4 separate regions of the Homo sapiens genome follow, and regions 1, 3 and 4 are each linked to region 2. A link is a contact called in ENCODE Hi-C data. All regions are on one chromosome and are shown on one strand. Each heading gives the region's core, a stretch centred on a gene start or an enhancer-like site at or near the end of the contact. The rest is flanking DNA. Distances are from core to core; before and after follow the strand shown. Region 1 holds the start of HINT3 (histidine triad nucleotide binding protein 3). Region 2 holds the start of STX7 (syntaxin 7). Region 3 holds the start of ECHDC1 (ethylmalonyl-CoA decarboxylase 1). Region 4 holds the start of TNFAIP3 (TNF alpha induced protein 3).

Evidence for each region. Hi-C counts contacts between places; a loop is a spot of excess contacts on that map. Pooled maps may share reads with other maps.
Region 1: a loop to region 2 is called in a pooled map, with 7 times the contacts of the local background. The contact joins the promoter of HINT3 here to the promoter of STX7 in region 2. A Hi-C loop is called at or near these places in 3 of 50 pooled maps.
Region 3: a pooled map shows a loop between it and region 2 (6-fold over the local background). The contact joins the promoter of ECHDC1 here to the promoter of STX7 in region 2. A Hi-C loop is called at or near these places in 8 of 50 pooled maps.
Region 4: a map of B cell shows a loop between it and region 2 (11-fold over the local background). The contact joins the promoter of TNFAIP3 here to the promoter of STX7 in region 2. A Hi-C loop is called at or near these places in 1 of 168 maps with a recorded cell type or tissue (B cell) and 1 of 37 single-sample maps with no recorded cell type.

What each region holds. Positions count from the first base shown.
Region 1 is chr6:125,954,452-125,960,482 of GRCh38, reverse strand. It overlaps HINT3 (histidine triad nucleotide binding protein 3), which reads right to left and starts at 3,713. Exons shown (of 5, transcript NM_138571.5): 1 at 3,305-3,713. The coding sequence starts at 3,505. RefSeq lists enhancers at 2,491-2,540, 3,601-3,700 and a silencer at 3,211-3,430.
Region 2 is chr6:132,510,268-132,516,260 of GRCh38, reverse strand. STX7 (syntaxin 7) reads left to right here and starts at 3,145. Exons shown (of 10, transcript NM_003569.3): 1 at 3,145-3,254. RefSeq lists enhancers at 2,839-3,038, 3,396-3,897 and a silencer at 3,189-3,678.
Region 3 is chr6:127,342,359-127,347,759 of GRCh38, reverse strand. ECHDC1 (ethylmalonyl-CoA decarboxylase 1) reads left to right here and starts at 4,151. Exons shown (of 6, transcript NM_001002030.2): 1 at 4,151-4,424. RefSeq lists enhancers at 2,245-3,118, 3,993-4,866.
Region 4 is chr6:137,865,342-137,871,043 of GRCh38, reverse strand. It overlaps TNFAIP3 (TNF alpha induced protein 3), which reads right to left and starts at 3,785. Exons shown (of 9, transcript NM_001270508.2): 1 at 3,502-3,785. WAKMAR2 (wound and keratinocyte migration associated lncRNA 2) reads left to right here and starts at 2,811. Exons shown (of 4, transcript NR_049793.1): 1 at 2,811-3,402; 2 at 4,160-4,461. RefSeq lists enhancers at 1-40, 4,109-4,248 and silencers at 3,239-3,338, 3,479-3,648, 3,889-4,028.

The sequences.
Region 1 (6,031 bases), core at 2,464-4,963, 6.6 Mb after region 2:
GTTTCACCATATTGGCCAGGCTGGTCTCGAACTCCTGACCTCGTGATCCGCCTGCCTCAGCCTCCCAAAGTGCTGGGATTACAGGCGTTTGCCACTGCGCCCGGCTCCATAACTTCTTAACTGTGTCTCACTACACTTCTATAACAACCACATGGCAAAATCCCAACCCTGGGTCAATACAACTGCCTACCTTGTGTAATCTCAGCCTTTGGCTGCTGCTGGAAAGTGGGAAGAAAATCACACAACTAAGCAGACTGGTATGACCTGAAATTGAATGTCCTCAACCTCACGTGACCCGCTGTACAACAATCCTTGTTTCCCTAATTCTCTCTCCTAGCCTTCACAGGAGCTACTTCAAACCTTTTACTTGTAAATAACCATATAACCATATAATTGCTCCTTCTCCTTTTTCAAGGCTTAACCCAAATGTCACCTGCTTAGTGCAGATTTTCCTGACTAAAATTTTAAAACTGCATCCCCTTCCTCTTTATTTTCTGCCATCTAATAAACTATAAATTTTACTTATTGTTTTGCTTATTATCCTTTTCTGCAACGACAATGTGAGCTCCACAAGGGCAAGGAGTTTTGCATGTTTTGTTTACGGCTGTATCCCCATGCCTCCAACAGTGCCTGGCACACAGAGAGTGAGGAATGAGTTTCCTCTTTCCCAGGGTCAACATTCTACCCGCCGGGCCATTTTAAACCTCTCTCTATAGGCATCTTCCCACTGGGATTTGAACACACAAAAGGTTTCACTGTTTTAAAAGCTTTCTCTTAATCCCCAACTTCTCCTGTAGCTACCACTACCTTTCCCTCCTCCCCTGGATTGCCAAATTCCTGTGAGAGTTGTCTGTATTTGCTGTCTTCACTCCTTCCTTTCCCAAGTTCTTCTCAATCAACTGCTATCTGCCTTTTGCTTCACCACTTCATGAAATTGCTCTCCTCAAGGTCAATGAACATCACTTTGGGGACACAACCAGTCCTGCTCTGACTCTGCAAGGACATACAAGGGTCATCTAACCCAGATTTGAGGATGAAGGCAGGCTAATATTGCTGCTGACATTGCTGGCAATTCCTTTCTTTTTGACATACTCCCTTCTCTTAGCCTTTCCAGCGTTCCTTCTATTTCTCTGTTCCTTCTCTATTCCCTTTCCAGGTCCTCTTCCTCTGTCTGTCCCTTATGATGTTAGTGTTCTTCAGAGTTCTGTGTAGGCCTCCCCTTCACTTTTTACCTCATGGGTGATCTCATCGCTTCCCTTCTTTTTCAGTTTCCATCTATAAACCGACAGTTCCTGTAATCTGGGTTAGAGATACAGATCCCTCTACAGAGTGCTAGACTATCCAACCATTTAAAAGACATCTCTACTTAGATGCCTCAAACTCACCTCAAACTCCACAACTCCATAGCTCAACTCATCGCTTTGCTACCTCCCACCACTCCCCTGGCCATCTTTTCTCCTCCTGTGTTCCCGAGCTTAATGAAATGGTACCACCACTACTAGTTTACCCTAGCCAGAAACCTGGAAATCATCTTTGACTTCACCCTCTTTCATTTCCTTATCCTCTTATATCTAAATCAGGGTTTCTAAACCTTGGCACTTCTGACATTTTGAGGGCTGGATAAGCCTGTTTTATGTGTGTGTGTTGATGGGGTGGTGGGGGTGCTGTCCTGTGCACTGTACCATGTTAATAGCAACCCTGGCTTTTATCCATTATTTAGGTCCCAGAAGCAACCCCTAGAAGTGCCAGAAGTTGTTACAATCAAAAGTATCTCAATACATTGCAAAATGTACCCTGGGAGGGCAAAATTGCCCCCAGTTGAGAATCACTGACCTGTATCCATCAAGTCCTCCCTGTTTTACCTCCTGAATACTGTATCCCTTAAATTGATATACTTTTCATAATCTCCTCTACCACATTCTCATTTCAGGCCATCATCAGGGTAGATTAATCTACTAGCCTTCTAACGGGTCTCCATACCTCCAGACTGGTCTCCTCCAAATCATTCTCCACAATGATGCCAGAATGACCTTTCAAAGATCAACCCCCTTCCTATAACTCCGCAACATCTTCCTCCCAACCCACCATTAAACATTGTGAAGTTTCACTTTGCTCTTCAGATAAAGACAAATTCCTTCACATGACTTCCAACACACTTAATAATCTGGTCCCTTGTTTACCTCTCCAGCCTCGCCTTTCATCCTCTCAAACTCTATGCACTAGTTAGACAATTTCTGTTAGTTTTTCTATCACACAAACTGAACCTCTCGGGGGGTCTCTCAACCTGGGACATTATTCTCTCCATTTCCTCATCTGATCAACTCCTACTTATTTCTTCATGTCTCATTTCCTCTGGAAAGCCTTCCCTAATTCTTCAGAGCTGGGTTAGATGCTCCTCCCACAAGCTTACAAAATACTGTAAAATCACCTGACCACAGCACGAGGCATTGTAACTGGCTACCTCCTCTGTATACATTCCGCCCTTTAGATTGTAAAATCGGGACACAGACTGTCCCTTATCTTGCTCAAAAACCTCCAAAACAAGGTGCTTAGAAGGAATTATATTTATTTTTTAAAAAATAAAGGAATGTTTACTACAAAAGACACAATCTTTGGAGCTAATTCTCTCAAAAAGTTGTTTCTATATGGACAAGTAAAACCAACAGAATAAAGTGTGTGCCAGATTATCCGTTTAAAAATATCTGGGCAAAGTCTTCATGCTCTGAAAATGTCCACGCATCCCAACTGACAGTGGAATTCAGAGGCAATTCAATAATAGTTTGACCTCAGACCCACTCCCTCCAGCCTATTTTCTGCCAATCTAACAAACAGCTTTCCACAATTATCATTACCTATTTTCTACTAGTTTTCTCATCAGTATCGGTATTAGAGTGTGCAGGATTTAAAATCAGTATCTTGAAGGTGGAGAAGAATCCTTGTAATAAAAGCAGAGGCCACAAAATGTTATTTGTACCAACTACCTGGGTACCTGCAAACATAGGCCAAAGCATTCGGCCCTGTCATTCACTCTTTGCCCCTGGGAACAGCAAAGATACCGCTGGAGCCACTGCCTGTCAGTCCCCTAGGAGTGAGTCTGTCATCAGCACCCGGACCCTGCAGAAAGGCCCGTAGTGGGCGTATCCCCAGCTTCCCCGAGCCCCATCCACACAGAGCGGCCCTGCCTCTGCGAGCTGAGTAGCGATCGGGATCCTCTGCACCCGCTCCACAACGGCGAGGCCTCCCTGCCGGAGCTCCGAGGGGCGGCCAGGTCCTCACCCACCCCCGGCCGCGCGTCGCCGCCCACCTCGCAGTGCAGGAGTTCGGTGCCCGGGTCCTGCCGCCCCGCGATCCGGCAGAACACGCAGGTGCTGTCGTAGTCCTTGGGCTCTGGTGACTTGCCAGCGGCTTCACAGGTCCCCACTGAGGAAACCGTAGTTTCTGCAGTCGCCGAGGCCTCACAGTCGGGGGCCAGGCCGGCGCTGCGGTTCACCTGTTCCTCCGCCATTGCACCCGCCCCTCGCGGCCTAGAGCCTCGGCCTCTCCAGGGCTACCGGGCCCGCGCAGTCTCCGCGTCCCGCACCTCCTCCGTTTTACCTCGAGACGTCGCCCCTCGCCTGACGCTGGGCGGTGATCCAGGCTTTGGGGAGAGGGAAGGAGACGCGGTGAGGAACTTCAAAGCCGGAGGCCGGCCTCAAAACCGGCTGCCACTAGAGGGCGCGCAATGGCGCTGCCGAGAGTCGTCCTGACCCCTGCGCCTCGTTGGTAATGACGCACGACGTCTGCCAAGTCGCAGAGCGCCCAGCGCGTCGTGGTGACATCACAGAGGCGCGGGAGCGTTTGACATAATGGAGCTTGTTGGGTGTTCTGGACAGGCGTTCTTCAAAGCCCATAGTATAGCGTGTCCAAATATTGTATTACGCTGCCGTTTTTTTAAAAAAAAAAACAAAAAGTTTTTTAAAGTTTGATTTTTAAAATTCGTAGGTTTTTAAAGAATGAGCAAAATTCCTAAAGCCTTGTTTTCAACAGACATCATGTTTGCTGCTTTTTCAGCCACGATAATTGTAGGAGTTTAAACTCAAAATGTCCAAAACTGACCTTTACATCTCTGTTGACTTTTTATTGTTGTTAACAGCACAGTTAGATCAAACTAGCGACCTTTTTTTTAATCTCACATTCCTCATATACAAGTAGATGTGGAGTCCTATAGTCAATACTCTGAAATATCCCAGAAATTCAATGCCAGTGCCTCATAATGCCTCACCTAGACCAACGCAATCACCTTCTAACTTACTTATTGATTTTCCTGTCACTCAGACAAAACCTTCTGTAACTATGTGCTCAAAGAAAAAGTACCAGTTCCTTAGCTTGGTGTTCAAGGTGGACTCTGATTTGACCTCAGCTTTTCGTTTTGTGATACTTCCCACTTGCTGAGCATCTAAAACATGCCATATATTTCTCTAATTGTCAAAAAACGCAAGGTTGGTTTTATAACCACCGCTCTAGAGATGAAGGACCAAACTCAGAGTTGCCCAGTCCCACACAACTAATTAATAGTGACAGAGTTTAAGATCAAGGTTTGTCTAACTCCAAAACCCACCAACCTTTTTGACATACAGCACTCCTTTTTTAACACCAAAAAATTTGTTGGACTAGCTCACTATAGTAGTTACACCCTTGGTATTTGCTGATTTAGAAAATACATAACAAATTGGGAATTCAGTAATGATTTTTAATGGATTTATGTTGTAATAAAAAGTGGTTGTATGTGTTTTGAATTGTTGTACATATACATTCAAGACATTTTTCATTCCTTTTTGTAGTTGGCCCGTAGTTTGGGGAACCACTACAATAGCTTCACTGCCTTTCAGCACCCCAAAGCAGAGTTCAGAATCAATACATTAGAGTTTTGCCAAATTTTAGTATTCACAATTTCCATGCCTGTACTACACCTTCACATCACTGCTTTTATTCACACAGTTCTCTCTCAAATATTCTTGTTTCCATCTCTTCACTCCAAATTCTACCTTCCAAGCCACCCCTCCAATGCTACCTCCTTCATGAAATTTTCTTTAGCCAAACTGACATAAGCACATCCTCTTGCAAATTCATATAACAGGTTTTCAATATTTCTCTTGTAGGATTTGTCTCTTTGTATCTTATAGCTATTTATGTACTTATTTATCCTGCTAGGAATTATGTTTCTTGGCAACAAGATTGGGTGTGTGAATCTTCCATAATGCCTAGTACAGTTGGAACAGGAATTAAAGAATATGTAAGCAAAAACTCAGTTGTATGTAAGAAAACCCAGTTCCCCCTGAGGAGGAGAAAGAGGTAGAGTCCTTTAAAAATTAACTGCCTGTTTTTCTATCTGTGGCTAGTGAGCCTTATCTCTCCCTTTCCCAGGCATTGTGAAGACCCTGTTTCTCTAGCTGTGCAGCTGCAAAGTCACTAGACAGATAAACTCAAGTCATAAAATATGTTTTTCCTTGAAAAGTAAGAAATTATGTAATGCATATCTCAATTAAATAACTGTCATTTTTCTTACTTCTGTAATATGCTTCCCCCTGCACAGATCTCCCCCCAACTGCCCCCTGCCCACGAAATGCTTAAAAGGTAACCTGACCCTTTGTTCGGGGCTCAGCGGATGTTAATCTGACTGTGCCGGTGCACCTAAATAATAAATCCTCCTCAACCCCTCGGTCTTTCTGATTCCTAAATAATCCTGCAACACAGTGCTTTGCATGGAGGTAGACATTTAACAATTTTCTAATGAAGAATGGTTAGGAGCAAGGTCACAGCATGAGAGTGTTCAGGTTTCACAGTGTGCAAGGATACTACAGATAAGAGTGTGCTGATTCATATCATACACATGTATTAACTTATGGAAAAGCACATACAGAACTGGAGATTCCAGGCTAAGTTCTGGAGCGGTGGAAAGCTGATTTGTATATAAACCCCCATTGGGTGCATATGGCCACACACATACAGTTAGGAGACCATTCACTTACACACTAGCACACACACCAGCATA
Region 2 (5,993 bases), core at 1,896-4,395:
ATGGGGGAGAAGAAAAAATGTTTTCTAGCTAATGGGAACTACGTGAGCGAAGCACAGAAATAAGAAAACCCCTGGTTTGTGACTGGGGAGCTAGCTGCTGGGATGGAGGGGAGAGCAGACAGAGAAAGAGGAGTTATTTAAGCCAACATATTCCAAGCATAAATTTTGATGCTTGGAAAGGCAGGATCAGACCATGTGGTCCTTATATGTATAGGGACCATATGATGCATCATCTGAACTGAAGCACGTTTGAGAATGAAAGGGCATGCTCAGAAGACAGGCGGCCAGGACAACAAGCATAAACTAGGGCTGTCCTAGCAAACTAAATATATGGTCACCCTGTGTATATGCAGGGGGCTTGGACTTGATTTTGAGAGCAGTGTTTTCCATTATGCATATTTAAAAGTTTTACAGGCAAGTTCCACCATCAAATACACTCATAAAATACTGGGTAAAAGAAATTTTTACTTGTTTCTTTCCTGAACCACTTCTCAGCGTCTTTAATTTACAAATATGCTCTGTGAATCTTCAAGAATGCAATATAATATGTTTCCCAAACATTTCTTTGTAGACCAATTCCCTGATTCCTTATTTCAACCCACACAATTCCCCAGCTCTCCCCAATCTAATTATTTTGGTTTTTTTTCTTAAGAAATACAGTTCAGGGAATGCTGCAATCATGGAAATGGCATGAAGCCTGGAGCAAAGTTCTCAGATTAGAGCTTCAAATATTCAGTGGTGGCTTTGACAATAATAAAGTTGAGAAGACCTGGAGATAGAAGATCCAACAAGGAGGCTATTGCAGTGGATCAGGATGTCAACCGTGAGGGACAGAGAGAAGAGGGCACATATGAACAACACTTAGGAGGTAAAATTAGAAACGAAAATACCAGTCATCAGGAGGTAAAATTAGAAACAAATATACCGGTCATCATGCTATAATGGCCCATGTAAGATTTCCACGGGATATCTGTTTATTACCTCCATGTTCAAAAGCTAGGGCAAAATCAATTCTGTGCTTGATATATGACTAGGCACTTGTGTGATCTTAAACAGAAAACAAGTAGACTGTAGAGAGACATGGAAGGTGCTTAACAATAAGGCACAACTGAACTAACTCTTGTTTATTAAGTATTAATTTAAGCTTCCTTTTAATCTAGCATAGATTTTTTAAACCAGTTGTGGTTTTCCCACTGTATTATAAATAAAAACAAACCTTCATAAGTCAACTTGTCCTTCTCACTTACCAATAAGTCCCTGTTTGCTCTATTTACCTTTATGCGTCTTTTACTTCTTTGGCTTTCCCAGAAGATCACATAGTGGTCATGTAAAAAATATTTTTAGTTCAGTAACTATTAAATGAACCAGCAATTATCTCCTTCTATTCCCTGGAATTGCTATCCCAGACACTGGAGATACAGCAGTGGACAGTTCTCCATCCTACATGAGAGATGTTACATAGGAGGTATTTATGGTATTTATATTAATAAGGACACCACAAGTGTGCAGATAACATTCCCCACTCAACAACTTCTGGTTTCCTTCAAAATCTCTCCAAGAAGGCCCAAATCTCGCAAATTACTATTTCTGAAAATCCAAATTACAAGCTTTCAGTCATAGGTAACTTCTGCACATGGAAATGATTTATTTTGGGAGATGTGACATTATCACTCATCAAATTAGGAGACTTTTAAAGCCCTACCACTTTCAAGACACCTGGCTGAATTTAACTTGGTAGCAGCCAGATTCACAGATGGAATACTGTGTCAGGAACTCTTAGTAATTCATTTATCTTAATACTTCTAAATTTTGCAAGTTTGTCTAGACTATAATTCTTTTTTTTCCCATTTGAATACCAAAGGATGAAATCTTATTCTAAGTTTTCAAAAGACCTGGAAGGAATCCACTCATAACATATTTTAAAACAAGGAATTGGAATGAGCCCAAGATGAGGGCTCAGACAGCTAAGTTTTGGGCCCAGCATAGTCAGTAACTATCAGGGTAACTTGAAGAGGCCACTTAATCTCAGGTTCTTCTGTAGTGCATTGTACCTTCCCTCCCCGGAGCCCAGAGTTCTATCAAAGGTAATATGAATGGGTATTTGGAAAGTGCACTAAACCTCACATGGATGTAAGATCCTTTCATGTGTTCCTTCAATGATTGAAATGTTTCTTCCTACGTTCACCAGCCACTTCCTAATTCTCAAGTACAATGCACTACTTTCAGTTCTTTATTTACTTGAACTTTGTGTAACAGGTGACATCATGGACAATTCCCTCCTTTTTTCCTTCATTCTCTAGTTTACCTTTTCCTGGTTTATTTCCTATCTTGTGGGTTACTCGTTTTCAGGGTTATTCTTTCTCTGTCCATCTCTCTTAAGCAGACAACATTCCACACTTAGTGTTGGTGAGTTCCAATCAGAATTCTATCCTGGGTTTTGTTTTTTTCCACCTAAGTGCGTCTGGACTTTTGATATCACCTATCCGGGTAATCATTTTAGAAAATAGTGTTGCCTTAATATAGGCAAAGGCTAAGCCAATCTATCTTCTAATTAATTTGGAGAGGGCTTTCTTTCATTTGTAGCAATTGATGCTTTTCATCTAACAATTACAATATATTTGCATATTTATCATTGGAACTGTCTCTGCTTGTTTTAAACCCTGTGAAAACTACGCCCTGCTTTTCAGGAATGCTTAGAATGACTTGTATGTACTAGGAAAACTTGTTTACAAGTGAGCACCCAGAGATGACTCTTCACTTATTCCTTCATTGTTCCTGCTAGGATTGTGTACTCGCCTTTGCATTTTTCGATAGAGCTGTCAACGCGATCTACTGCAGTTAAAGGTTAGCAAACAAGACAGGCAAGAGCTAATGGGGCGGGGTGAAGACCCGCGTGCAAGAAGGCTGGCTTCACCAGATAAAGAAGACAACTGTCCTCCATTCTGTCCTTTTTTGCACGCAGGCTAAGAGGCGTTCACCATCTCTACGTCAGGCTTCAAAGAACAGCTCCCTTGCAATTTTGCTGATACCCCCATTCCTTAGCTTGGAACCGGAGGGGCGGTGAGGGCCGCTGTCACTCAGCCCCGCGGGCCAATAGAAAAGGGGTGAACCCCGCCTTCTTCCTGAGTTGTGCTGCGGGCATGCGCACTGGGCGTCCCCACGCCACCGCCCATCAGCTGAGAATTGCAGCTGAGGGCTCCGGGGTAGGTGGGTGACGGCGGTCGGAGGTGTAGGAGGGAGCCGTGGAGGTCCAGGTAAGAGGACCCTGGGGAGGGGGCTCCCTGGCCGGGCGACAGGGAGGCGCGGTGCCCCTGCGGCTGCTGCGCCTTCTTGTTTGTGCGCGTGGTCAGGTGGCCGCCGCCCTGCGCTCTGCAGCAGGCACTCGGGAGGCTAGGAAGGGCGGGACTGCCCCAGCTCCCGGAGCGCCTGCGGCTCCCCACGCCCCCCGGCCGGGTGCAAGGGCGCGGCGCGTTCCGCATTCCGGGTGCGCGCGGCTGTGGTCAGGTGGGCCTACCCAGCCACGCACCCGCCGCGGTCCCCTGGGCAGAGCTCCGGAGGCGCACGGCTGGCGGAGCGCACCCCGGGGAGGGCGCCAGAGCCGGCTGGGGCCCAGCTCAGGAATCCAGACACGACCAAATGACCTCTTCCTCTTTTCAACTCACGGATTGAAAAACACACTAAACTTCCCGAATATAGAGGAACTGAAAAATGTATGGCTGTAGCAGGCGAACCGTGTATGTTTATTTATTCAGAGGATCGTAGTATTGTTTTTTTAATTTGGCTTGATGACTTTAACATACTTTGACATTCTTTGAGTATACACCTTTAATTAATTTACATAAAAACCTTTAAACGTACATAAAATATTTCTAGTATTTCCTCCACCTTGTTTTCTAGTTACTTTCTTTAAATTCAGACAAAGAAAAAAAGTTGCATTTCTGATCAAATGCTGTGTGTTTTTTCCCACAAATTTCTTACATTTGTTTGGCTCTTATCTGTATACGTTAATTTTTGTTTACCTCAGATCGTTGTATTCTGACTATAATTATATATAATATATAAAACTTGCCCAGAATCTGGAAGAAAAGAAAGTAATTATGAAATGCTGTGCTATTTAATAATGTTGGAAGTGGACATTTCTTCTGCAGGTTCTCTGAGCACACCTGGGCAGAGGCTGATAACGGTGTTAAACTGTGTTTTGTGTTGTGGACAGGCCTTATAGGCTACTTTGAGAAGTTGGCCTCAGACTCGTGACTAGTTAAGAATTATGCTCTTAACTTCACAGTTTCTGTAGAGGTTAATATGATACCATATTAACTGATTAACATCATAATTTTTCCTCAGATATGTTACTTATGTTGCTCTTGATAACAAAATCAATCCTTATTTTGGTTATGACCCCAAACTTTAAGTGCTGATGATTGAAAAGTAAATTATAGAAAATATTCACAGTAAGTCTGAGTGAAGTTTGCTGTGATTCCATTTAATTTGCAAGTTTCATGTGTGAAAGTATGAAAAAAACAATCCTCGGTATTGTGAACTAAAACCAAGTAGTACAAAAGGTCAGTGATGAAAGAGCTAAGGCCAAAGAATACAGTTAATGTAGTTTTTGCAGAGGATACTTATGTAGACAGAGCACCCTCACATTCCTTGAGCATTTACTATGCACCAGGCACTGTAGATTACACAGGATGACAAGGTCATCTCTCTCCTGTTTATATTCCAGAAGTAGCTCCTGTTTGTATTCCAGAGGTGTAGGGATAAATAATAAACAGTGATTAATTCGACTTTTGAGTATTGTGAAGCAGTAAGTTAGATTGACAAAGAGTGACCAGTGGTGAGTTCTCACTTTCATATCAGAGTGGTCACAAAGGTTTCTCTAGCATGTGATGAGGCCTTGCTGGGGAGAAGGAGCCAGTCACGTGGAGATCATGGGAAGAGCCTTCTAGAAATAGGAAATGGCACCCAGCAAAGGCCCAAGGCAGCAAGAAGCCTGGGACCTTCGGTATCTGAAAGAAGGCACTGGAATTTTATGTTTTGGAAATGGTAATATTTACCCTCACGCTGGGTGTGTGTTCTTAGGAGGTGGGTACATTCATTCATTCTACAAATGTTTGTTAAGCACTTGTGATGTAGCCAGGCAGTGAGAATAGTGCAGTCCACAAAACAGACAAAAAAATGCTCACCCCCCACCCCTCAGAACTTACTTGGGGTAGAGGGTATAGAGAAGTCCAGTTGTTTATGCTGATGCTAATGATTAAGAAAGTGAAATTGACTACTTCTTTGCCCAGGGTAGATTTATAGAGCATGAGATATATGCTAAATGGAAATCTTAAGGATTCTACAGTATATCGGATTTTAACTGGGAGTAGTGTTTGACACTTCAAGATTAAATTTTAACATTCCTTTTGTTCATTCCTTTGTGTTCTTTAGAAGCCGTCTTGAGAAGACTCTCATCTGAGTGTTGCACTTTGATTCTCCCTTCCTGTTTTTCTCTTTATAGTGTTTGTATATCTTCATAGAAAGATGATTATTGCAATGTGGAGATTAGCACTGTGCAATAGATCTTTCTGTGATAATGGAAGTGGTCTATGAATGAGCTGTCCAAGCTGCTGGCCACTAGCCACACAGAATTTTTGAACATTTGAAAGGTGTCTAGTGTGACTGAGGAACTGATTTTTTTCATTTAACTTAATTTTAATTAATTTTAATTTTTTAAAAACGAGAGCTACAATGTAATTTAAGTGATACACAATATAAAATGGTGTAAATTGTCACATGAAAAAATGAAATGTAGAGTAAAAGTGTAGTTTCTTACTGCAATCAGTTATCTTGTTAGCAGCTTAAAATAACCTGTAATAAGATTTTTTTGCTTTTATTATTTTAATCGACAGATAATGATTTACATATTTGTGGATACATGTGATACATCAGTAGATGTGTACAATGTGTAATGATCAAATCAGGGTAATTAGCATATCCATTACCTCAAA
Region 3 (5,401 bases), core at 2,902-5,401, 5.2 Mb after region 2:
GTGTTGTTTCAGGGGAAAGATAGCTGTGATTGGGTTACAAATGTTTTCATAAAACTCATACCAGGGACAAGTGAAGAAAATCATAATATCTGAGTCTGGTTTATCTTCTTCCCATCCCCGCTTTTTAGAGTAAAAAGGTATTTTGTGCTTCAGAGAGAAAACCCCTTAAAAACTTATTGCATTGAGTCTAGGCCACAAACAACAGATTGAAAATAGAATACATGATACTCAAAGCTGAAATATATAAAAAAAAAAAAGTAAAATCACATCACACGGTAGTGTTGAAACATTCAAGTGTGTAAATACATGTCGACATCCTTTGTTCAGAATGAGGAAATACTTGAAGTGTAAAAACTTATTACTAATCATTGTTTCTCAATTTTGACTTAAGGGCTATTTGTTCAGAATAAAATATATGGAACTAAGGCCAAGAATTTGTATGTTTACCTAATGTGACTTGTGTTTGCCAATGTTTGAGAACCTCAGTGTTTGTCAAGAGGCCTAGGAATTCATAAACATAACAAAAGTAACTGGCTTTACCTTAACCTAATATGCCAACTCCCAAAATTATGCCAAACTTGCTTTACTTGTCATCATAGCACTTAATACCCCCCAACATTATATATTTTTGTTTCATTTTTGACACATAACAATTTTACTTATTTATGGGATATGGTGATATTTTAATGTTATTTAGCAAAACCATCACCTCATGTATTTACCATTTCTTTGTAGTGAGAACAACCAAAATCTTTTCTAGCCATTTTGAAACAATGTTGTTAACCACAGTCATCCTACTGTGCAATAGACCGCCAGAATTTATTCCTCCTAACTGTAACTTTGTACCCACTGATTAATCTCTTCTCAGCCTCTGATAACCACCATTTTATTTCCCACTTCTATGAGATCAACTTCTTTGGATTCTACACCTGCATGAGATCATGTGATATTTGTCTTTCTGTGCCTGGCTTATTTCACTTAATGTTCTCCAGGTCCATCTATGTTGCCACAAATGACAGGATTTCATTCCTTTTAATGGCTGAATAGTATTCCATTGTATGTATATACCACATTTTCTTTATCCGCTCATCCACTGATGGACACTTAGGTTGATTCCATATCTCGGCTCTTATGAACAGTGCTGCAATAAACATGAGAGTGCAGATATCTCTGCAACATACTGATTTTACTTCCTTCAGATATATACCCAGGCGTGGGATTGTGGGATCATATGGCAGTTTTGTTTTTAATTTTTTGAGGAACCTCTATACTGTTTTCTATAATGGCTAGAGTAATTCAAATTCTTTTGTTTATTTATTATTTTTTTGAGACGGAGTCTCGCTGTGTCACCCAGGCTGGAGTGCAGTGGTGTGATCTCGGCTCACTGCAGCCTCTGCCTCCCAGGTTTAGCTGGGACTACAGGCATGTGCTGCCATGCCTGGCTAATTTTTTTGTATTTTTAGTAGATAAGGGGTTTCAGCATGTGGGCCAGGATGGTCTTGACCTCCTGACCTCGGGATCCGCCCACCTCAGCCTCCCAAAGTGCTGGGATTACAGGCGTGAGCCACTGCATCTGGCCAGTAATTTACATTCTTACCAACAGTGTATAAGTATTTCTCTCCACATATGCATGGGCATGTTATTTTTTGTCTTTTTGATAATAGCCATTCTAACAGGTATGAGGTGATATCTCATTGTGGTTTTGATTTGCATTTCCCCTATGATTATTTTTATTTATTTTTAATTTTTTAAAAATGTATGTATTTGTTTTTGAGAGTCTTGCTCTGTCACCCTGGCTGGAATGCAGTGGTGTGATCATGGCTCACTGCAGCCTCAAGCTCCTGGGCTCCAGTGATCCTCCCACCTCAGGCTCCTGAGTAGCTAGGACTATAGGTGTATGCCACATTGCCCAGCCAATTGTGATTTTTTGTAGAGACAGGGTTCTGCCATGTTGCCCATGGCTGGTCTTGAACTTCTGGGCTCAAGCAATCCACCTGCTTGGCCTCCCAAGGTGTGGGATTACAGGTGTGAGTCACTGTGCCTGGCTGAGCATTTTTTCATATATTTGTTAGTCATCATCATGTTTTCTTTTGAGAAATGTCCATTCAGGCCTTTTGCTCATTTTTAAATTGGATTTTTTTTTTTTTTTTTTTGGCTATTGAGTTGACTTCTTCATATACTCTGGATATTAACCCTTTGTCAGATATATAGTTTGCAAATATTTTCTCCCATTCTGCAGGCTGTCTTTTCACTCCGTTGATTATACATATTATGTATTTACTTATCTTTCATTGTCCACCTACCCCACTATATAGAGTTTAACTTGGATATTTTCCCAAAGTGTTAAAAAGAAAGATGGAAAATGGGAGCCAGAAATAGAAAGCCCACTGAGTACTACAGTTATCACTGAGAAAGAAGAATGAAAGTTATTACTGAAAAATAAAACTGAAGAAACCTCTCAGATGGGCCTGGTGCCTGGGTCCATGGGGACAAAAGTGGAACATCAGTCTAGCAGTCTAGTCTGGTGCTGGGGAAGACCTAAAGCCTGATTCTTCAGAGGCCATCATGGAGGCTGGGTTTGTGGGTGGTAGCCTGTAGGCTAGGCCCTCTGGGGTAGTTCTGGTGCCAGGGTCTACTGGGGTAGACCTGGACCTTGGGTTTGTTGGAGCAGGCCTGGAACCTGGGTTCACTGGAACCTGGGGCTGTAGGGACCAGCAGTCAGTGGACCTAAAGCCTATATCCACTGGTGCCAACCTGGAGACTGGGGCTGTAGGGCCCAACCTGGTGTTGGAGCCTGGTGCCTGAAACTATGGGGACCAACATGGGGAATGGAGTGGGCATAGATCTAGGCGCCATGGAGATTAGCCTAGCATTGGGGTGATCTTGGAGTCTCAGTGAAATGGCTCAGTGATCTTGGAGTCTCATTTTATAACAAACTAGAATTAAATACAGTACTTCTAATAATGACTTCTTCCAATTAGTCCAAACTGGGCTCCCACTTATTCCCTATCATACACATCTCCGTATCGTAAAACTATCCTCCCTGTTCGGCGCGTTGGCACATTCTGTTCCTCCGACTAGAATATTCCCTGTACTTATTCAAATCATACCTATGACCACTGCAGAACTCCAGGAACATGACCATCCCATCTAAACCCCTGCGTTCAGAGACTTGACCAAACTCTAGCAAGCTTTAGCAGCATAAGGCCCTGTGCCCAGGGCGACTGCCTCAGAAAGCTTAACTACGTGATGTAACCAGCACACAACTGATGATAGGTCTCTGACATCCCTTTCTTAGAACGTTTACTAAAGGGCTTGCAATTGTAAAGACTTATTTCTTGCCACTCAGAAGTTCTCTCTCAAGGACCAGAGAGTCATTCCTTTGAAATGTAATCGAGAAGGATAAAATCCTCCGTAGGAGGATAGAATCCTGCGGTAACTGTTAAAACGCGCGCACACACAAACACACAGCTGGCCTAATCACATTTACACTAACAACTCTGTAGGTTCACTTTCTCTACTGAGCGCCCGCATATCCCCTTTCTCCTTTTAAAACGTCCCTTTAAAAATGCCCAGATGATCTCTGCACGAATCGAAATAGAGCTCAGCTCTTTCCTGTCAGTAGTTAACTGAATGTTTTCACCGCTTTAACGTCCAGCTGCGCTTATCTTTGACATCGACTACCTAAGGTCTACCTTTAGTCCCACGACTCTGACAAAATGATCTCAATATTGGTGTAAAATCACCTCCCCTTTCAAGGGTCTTCCAAAGCACTTCCTGTCTGCGGCATACAAAATGTATTGGCACGGAATTTTAAGCTTACTGAGCTTTATAAACACGTCACATTCACACATTCAAGACACACACTGGATATTCGGATAAAAACAAACAAACAAAAAACTGGCTAAATACCCATTCCCCTCAATAACTTGGATAAGATACCTAAAAAAGGTCGACCTTCGGTACCTTTCTGTCTTCTCCCCTCTCGCTATTTGCCTACACTGGCTTCCTCACCTCCACTTTTTCTCACGTTTATCTGAGCGAAAACAAGCACGGTTCGGCAGCCTCCTTTCCCAGCCCTACCTTTGTGCTGCAAAAGCGAAAATTCAAAAGCCAAGTACAATAGGAGACCGCCCACCCTGGCTCCCTCGTGACACGAGGGAGCGCGAAGCGGAGGGCGCCTCGCGGCAGGAGCGGGATTTCCGGGGTCACGGGAACCGGCAGGGGAACGGGATAAAGTTCCCGGAGAAAGGAAAGGAGAGCGTGGGATAGTAAAAGAGAAGACGCGGAGAAGAGGAGAGGACCTACAAGAACGGAGGACAGGGGCGCACGATGGTCCCGGGGGGAGCGGAAACAAAGGCACGCAAAACGGAAAAGCGTGTGTAGGGGAGCGGAAAAGGAAGTCACCACCGTGGCCTGCGACGGTAAGTGGTCGTAAGGGTTGGTCTTAGCGCTTCAGTTTAGTGTTGTCAGTGGGAGAATCCTAAAATGTCGCCGTGGAATGGACTGTACCGCTCGCTTCTCCAAACGTGTCCCAGACGGCGAGCCTCCCCGGCTCCGCGGCTTGTCCCTTGCAAGCGCCGCGCAGGCCTGCCCCGCGCTGGACGTGGAGACGCGGTGCCGAGCGCCACGGGCCGGCTGTGCGCCGGCCGGGGAAAGAGGGCGAGGGGAAGAGATGAATCGGTCTTCCCAGAGCGCGCCGCGAGGTCGCGAGATTACACTTTAAAAAGCATGAGGAGGCTTGCTTTCTACATGCTGATTTAATTTCGGAATACATTCGAGGCCCTGTGCTAAGTTAGGTAATGTTCCCTATAATTGTCTTTTATGTATAAGTTGTCTTGCCTAACTAAAACTTTTCTTACTTGTATCGTGCAGCCAACTTTTCAAGAACGAAAGATGAGCAACTCCTTTCTGGTAGAGGTTCTTTCATTGGAGAATTTTTGAGCTACAATAATCCTTTTAACGCTGCGCACACATACAGGGATTACACGTGTAGGGGATTAAAAACACAGTTAAGTTTAGGTTGAAGGTGCTGTTAAGGACTTCAGGCAACATTAAATCAACACTCAGTTCTTTGCTCTGTTCCACATCTGGGCTCCTGTATAGCAGTTGTTGCTCTAGGTGCTAGAGGTATGCAGAGGAACTGGACAAGGGCAAGGAAAACAAAGGGCTCCTTCTTTAGAAGAGCTAGCATTCTCTTGGAACAGACAAGCTTGTGGTGAGAAGTATATTTGTGAAATCTACGAGGGGAGGGAGCAGCGCAGTAATAGAACGGGCGATCCTTTCTTGATTTTTTATTGGGTTCTGGCCTGAAAGGCGACTGTATAATCAGCTGGGATTCCTGCAATGATTAACATTCCAGGAAGGGAAGCCAGCCTGTGAAGAAGCATGGCATTGAAAC
Region 4 (5,702 bases), core at 2,536-5,035, 5.4 Mb before region 2:
ACTCACACTGGACTGTTTTAAGTTACATCACTTTAAAAGATTAGCCTAAACAAGAGAAGGAAGGCAGAGAGTGGGTACTGAGGAGGAGGGGAATAACCCGTGTTTTCAGTAATGTTTGTCAGGGAGCCAACCCTGTCTGTCAGCAACAGGTACTGCTCCTCAAAACCAACTTAAGCTCCCGTTTCATTCTGAGGCCACCCTGAACAGCACTGGATTTGGGGAGTACTGGATGCCAGTTAAGGGCTCAAAGTAGCCCTGACAAGTCTGTAGCTCCTCCCCTCAGACCACCACCAAGCACTCCTGCTCTTGGGCAAACTCTTGAGTTATCACTCCCTCCCTATGCTGGAAGGACAGTAAAATACTTTATGAAAAATCTTGCAATTTTATGCTGTCACTTAGGCTGCTGGTTGGTGTTTCCTCTTTAGCCCCAAAGAGAAGTATTTATAAAGTGTTTAATCATGAAGTTTATTCTGATGTTTATAAAGAGTTAAAACCGAATGTTTTCTAATCAATAAAAAAGTCCATTTCCAGCAAGATGCTTTGCAATTTTAAGAGCAGTCAGCATTCCTTCAGAACCTCCGCACCGGACTTCATATCAGAATAAGAAACAGACTAACAATAGGCTAGGCATGGTGGCTCATGCCTTTAATCCTGGCACTTTGGGAGGTCGAGGGAGGAGGATCACTTAAGCTCAGGAGTTTGAGACTAGCCTGGGCAACACGGTGAGACCTAGGTCTCTACGAAAACAAAAAATGAAAAACCGCAAAATAATAATAGAACAATAAATTCTATACTTCTAAGAACAGATATTGGAGCTCAATCATTTTAACTCAACTGCCAATGAAATTTTATCATCACCCTCCAGGTACCAACACAGAGGCAAGTCTGCCTGGCTTTTCACCCTGAAATCTTTAAGCATAATCAACTAGTAGAAGGAATGAAAATCTAGAAGTAGACAAGGAAAGAAGTTTCCACCAGGAGGCCACTCTGGCAAATGAAGGAGGAAAGGTGGCAAAGACCAGCATCTACAACCCATGCCAACAGCGCAGGATGATGCAAATTAACATGATGTAGGATCTCTCCAGTGTGGAACACTGTAAAAAGCCAGCTGTGATTTACTAGCCCTTAGTAGGGTGTCTGGCCACACTTCCTAATTTCCAAGAAGATGAAGAAGTTTTCAGAGCACAAAGACATTCCCTAGGAAATTTCACAGTGATTGTTAATTCCATTCCTGCAACATCTTATTTGCCAGGGCAACTTTCCAGTTAATAAAAATGTTAAACCTATGGAAGAGGGAGGAGAAGAAACCTAGATTTTAGGGTAGCTACTTCTGTGTGGGTCTAGACTCTCAACACCATTGATAAGGTGTTGAGATAATTCTTGTGGCCCACTCAAAGGAGAGAGGTTGGACTAGATGACCCATGGTTTCTCCTGAGGAGTTTTCTGGTGATAGTTTTAGATTGGGATTCTTAATCTGATTGCTGGGAAAGGCATAGTGGGAGTCATTCTCTGGATCAGATGGTGCTCTCTTTTGATGTCAGACGTCCTCTACAGGTGGAATTGGGCAAAATCATAGCAGGATAAAAATAACACATATACCTTTCCTTTGTGGCACAGCAAAAGTCTCTTTCACAATATCATCTATCCGTCCGTCCGTCCGTCCGTCCATCCATCCATCCATCCATCCATCCATCCATCCATCCATCTATCCATCCATCCACCCATCCACCCAACAAGCACTACCTGACCACCTACTGAAGGCCAATCACCATGCTTGATGATGGGACTAAAAGTCAAAGATGACCTTATTCCCTTCCCTGAAATTACACTACCACCTTAGTCTGCAGCTAAGGCAATGGAGTTACAGGTACTGCTCAGATCCCACAGCCATTCAGGGGCAAAGTTTTGCCTAGGAGCCAGGTCTTTCAATACCTGCCCCTTGCAATCCCACAACACCAAACCTGTGGCTACAGTGCCTGCCACAATCAGATGGAAAGAGATGGGCAGTAGGAAGATTTTAAACAAATGAGGTGTTATCTCTTTTTGCTTGCCTGACTCTTTTATTTTTCTCTTCTGAATCTAAAGATTTTTCACCAAAGATCTAAAATAGTGAGAGCTGTAAACCATAGGCAAGACATGCAAATGTCAATATCGGATACGCCAGTGTGATCTCATTGGTAGGGTTAGCCTTGCACAGCCTGTAAAACTGCCTCCTTAGAAATCAAAACCCACTGCCCAGATTTCCAGGTCTTGGACCACTCTACGCTTAAGATTAAAGAACAAATGTTTCAGATACGTTATAAGTGGCAAACAATGCAATATTACCCTTAACTTTTTTTTTTTTAACATTTGTTACCTCACTGTCTTATTTAAAGGTAGTTTCTCAACTTTTGTCACTAGGATTCCACAGAACTTCTCCGTTACTCAAACTCTTCTCCCCCTTGTTTTATTTTTCCACTCTGGGCAGACATTTTTGTCTGCATTGTGGAAATTGATGAATTATTTATCAACAAATACCTCATCCAAATTTGGGGATGTGCCTCTCCAAAAAATCAAAAATAGTACAAAGAATTGAAAAAAAAATCAAAGCAGCACCTTAAACAATGAGAATGAAGCATTCATTGGCTGCTCAATAATCTGGTACATTAAGGTTGCGGTCCAGAAGTCCCTTTAATTAACAATGGTTCTGCCAAAATGCTACCCTGAGACACTTGACCAGACTGGCTTTCCAAGGCAAGAAGATCTGAGGCGAGGAGAACCGAAAACAAAGCGGGCTCAAAAAGAGTTAAGCTCCTTCCTTACTTAATGCCACTGCTTTTCTGAGAGGCCAGGTGGCAGGATGTGGGACGACTCCAGCTGACAAAGACAGTCTAACCGTGGGGTAGGGGCTGGAGCAGGGGCCAGCGACCCACGTCTACATGCATACTTCTCTTACACTGCTGCTACTGGAAAAGCTGAACCCCGCGCCAGGACCCCAGCCCCCTGCAAGGACCCGTGAGCGTCTGGGAAGCTGTCTCTGGGACTGAAGCCCCCCACCTCCGCCGGGCTGGCGGCCACTGCGGTACCCTACGCCCCGTCGGGCTGGTCCTGCACAATTTGGGAAAAAGCCGCAGCGCTTCTGCAAGGTCTACGTGGCCATGAGCATGCAACGCTTGGCTCCAAAAAAGACACGAAAGGAGCAAAGCGCCAACGACCACCCGATCGGAGGGCCCGAGGGGCGCCTCTTCACCAGTCAGCTGCAGCTTAAGTTCCGTGCATTATCTGAAAGGAACAGCTGGCTGGAGGTATCCAGGGCTGTCACTCCAACCTCTGCAGCAGTGACCTCAACTCCCAGCACTTCAAAACCCAGACAGAAACGTCCAACAAACTCCCAGTCCAGGAGCGCTGCAAAACCAACGCCAGGTAGACGGTGCCAGCCCGGGGGTCGCTGCCCAACATGCACCCGCAGCCCTTGACTGCGGTGAGCCCGAGGCAGACGGCACGGGGAGGCGCGGCGGTTACCTCTCCGGGAGGCGCGGCGGTTACCTCTCCGGGAGGCGCGGCGGTTACCTCTCCGGGCCCCGCGATCCTTTCGCAAAGTCCCAAGTCCTGGTCAAGGCAGGAGCGCGCCGCAGGCGGGGGTCGGGGCAGGGACCGGGCGGAGGCGACGCTCCATGGACGCCTGGGGTCGGGCTCGCTCGCTGGCAGGGTCGGCTGGGGGTGTGATCTCTCTTGGCGGCCGCTCTCACCGCTCCGCCCCCGCGGGCTCCAAGCTCGCTTGGCCCGCCACGAAGACTGCAGACTGCGCAGTCTGCTTTGCCCCGTTTCAGTTGTATGCGGGTTGTAGGCCCGGGGATTTCCACGGGACTTTCCAAAGTCACGTGACTCTCTGGGTCGGGCTGCGAAGTGCGTCCAGCCGGCCGCCAGAGGGCGCAGGGGGCGAGGGGCGCGCGCGGCCTCCGCCCGACCGGGCCTGCGGGCCCCGCCCCGCCCCCTTTCCCTGCCCCGCCCCGCTGCCCCGCCCCGCCCGGTCCCTGCAGGCGCCCGGAGAAACTCCCTCGCCCCGCCCCGGGGTGTCCCCGCGTGAGTCACCTGGGCATTTCGGAAGCTGGGGTCACGTCACATCCATGTGGAAATCGCGGTGATGGGAACTGGAAATGAAATAGGTTCTTTTTCGCAGTTGTTTTTCTGCAGAAAATCATCAACTGTGGAGAAGAAGAAGGGAAATAAGAAAGAAAGAAAACCCTAAAAACCACCCTGGCGCCCGGGCCCGCAGGCCTCGGGCCGGCTCTGAAAAGTTTGGGCTGTGCACGTGATGAGCGCGTAGGCGGGAGCCCCAGACAGGACCCGGGCGGGCATTTCGAGAAAAAGCAGCGGTGACAGCCTTTGGTCCCCATCTCCATTGTTCCTGCCAGCTCTGGACCCCAGGCTGCATGAGACGTAGGTCCCAGGGGACACCCGACCCCGTGGCCCCAGTCTTAGGTAAACTTAGGAATCAGAACAACACTCACCCCTATGCCGCGCTTGCTCCATTTCCCCTTGTCTATTTCTGCTCACCAAGCATCCAGCTGACATTGCATTCAAAGCAGCATTTCAGCTTAGAAATCGCTTCTAGTCCATCACGGTGCTTGCCATGTGTCTCCAAGGCTTTATTAGGTGTGTTTTTAGTTGTCCTGATAATCAGTTCACCCCAGGGTGCTGATGGCTGATAATACTGGCGCTTCCCTCCCTACCCCCATGCGTTGCACAGGGAGGGTGAGTCATGTGGAGATGGATGCAGCCCCCTGGGCAGTGGGGGTGCAGGTGCTGTGCAGGGAGGAGTCTTAGGGCGTTTTTACTGTCTTACTGCCCTCTAAGCACGGGACCCTTTGGATCATTTACTAGATTGGCTAAACTAGAACCGGATGGAAATATTCTGTACTATGGTCCCCTTAATTACATTTAAGAATACTTGTCAGGCCATATATCACAGGTTTTTAATTAGAAAAGTATCCTCCTCTCGCCAGTAAGGACTTGCAGAGATGGGGGTGGGGGCTGGATGGAGGGTGGCACTTTTTTGGCAAAAAGAAGTTTGGAGCAGAGTGTCACTAGTGGCCTCTCTGAAGACTGGTCCTCGTCTTTTAAAACCGATGGCTGGAATTTCTTCCAGTTCCAAACCTCTTGTTATTTGTCCTCTCTTCTTGTTCACAAATGTGCTATCAACATTCAAACAATGGATAGTCAGCTATCCATTGTAAATGGACCTTGCTGGAGTCCAGGGCTAGCAGAAATGACAGGGTCTAAAATGACATTTATCAAGTACTTGCTATATGCTTATATATGCTTTTTATATGAAGGTTAAGAAGCTTGAGGCATTTGCCCAGTTTCCACAACCAAAAGGGGCAGAGTCGCCAGTGGCATTAAGCCTGTGTTACTCCAAAGCCCATAATGACCAGTCTTACTAGACCATTCCTCTCAGGAAAGATCCTGTGAGACAGGTACTCTTTTGGTGTCCTGTCTCCCAGCCTCTCAAAACAGCCAAACACGGACCTTAGACAGAATGCGGCTTCAGAGGTAGAAGGGTCTTGGTTTCACCTTCAGGAAACCTCCTGGGTTTCAGTTGAGCTGGCAGAAGAAGATCATGTATCTGAAAGACCCTGCATGGAATGTTAATCCTCACACCACTCTCCTGCTGGTGCTCCTTTGTAAACAGAGTTGGCCTGTTTCCTCTCATCTCTGGCTCC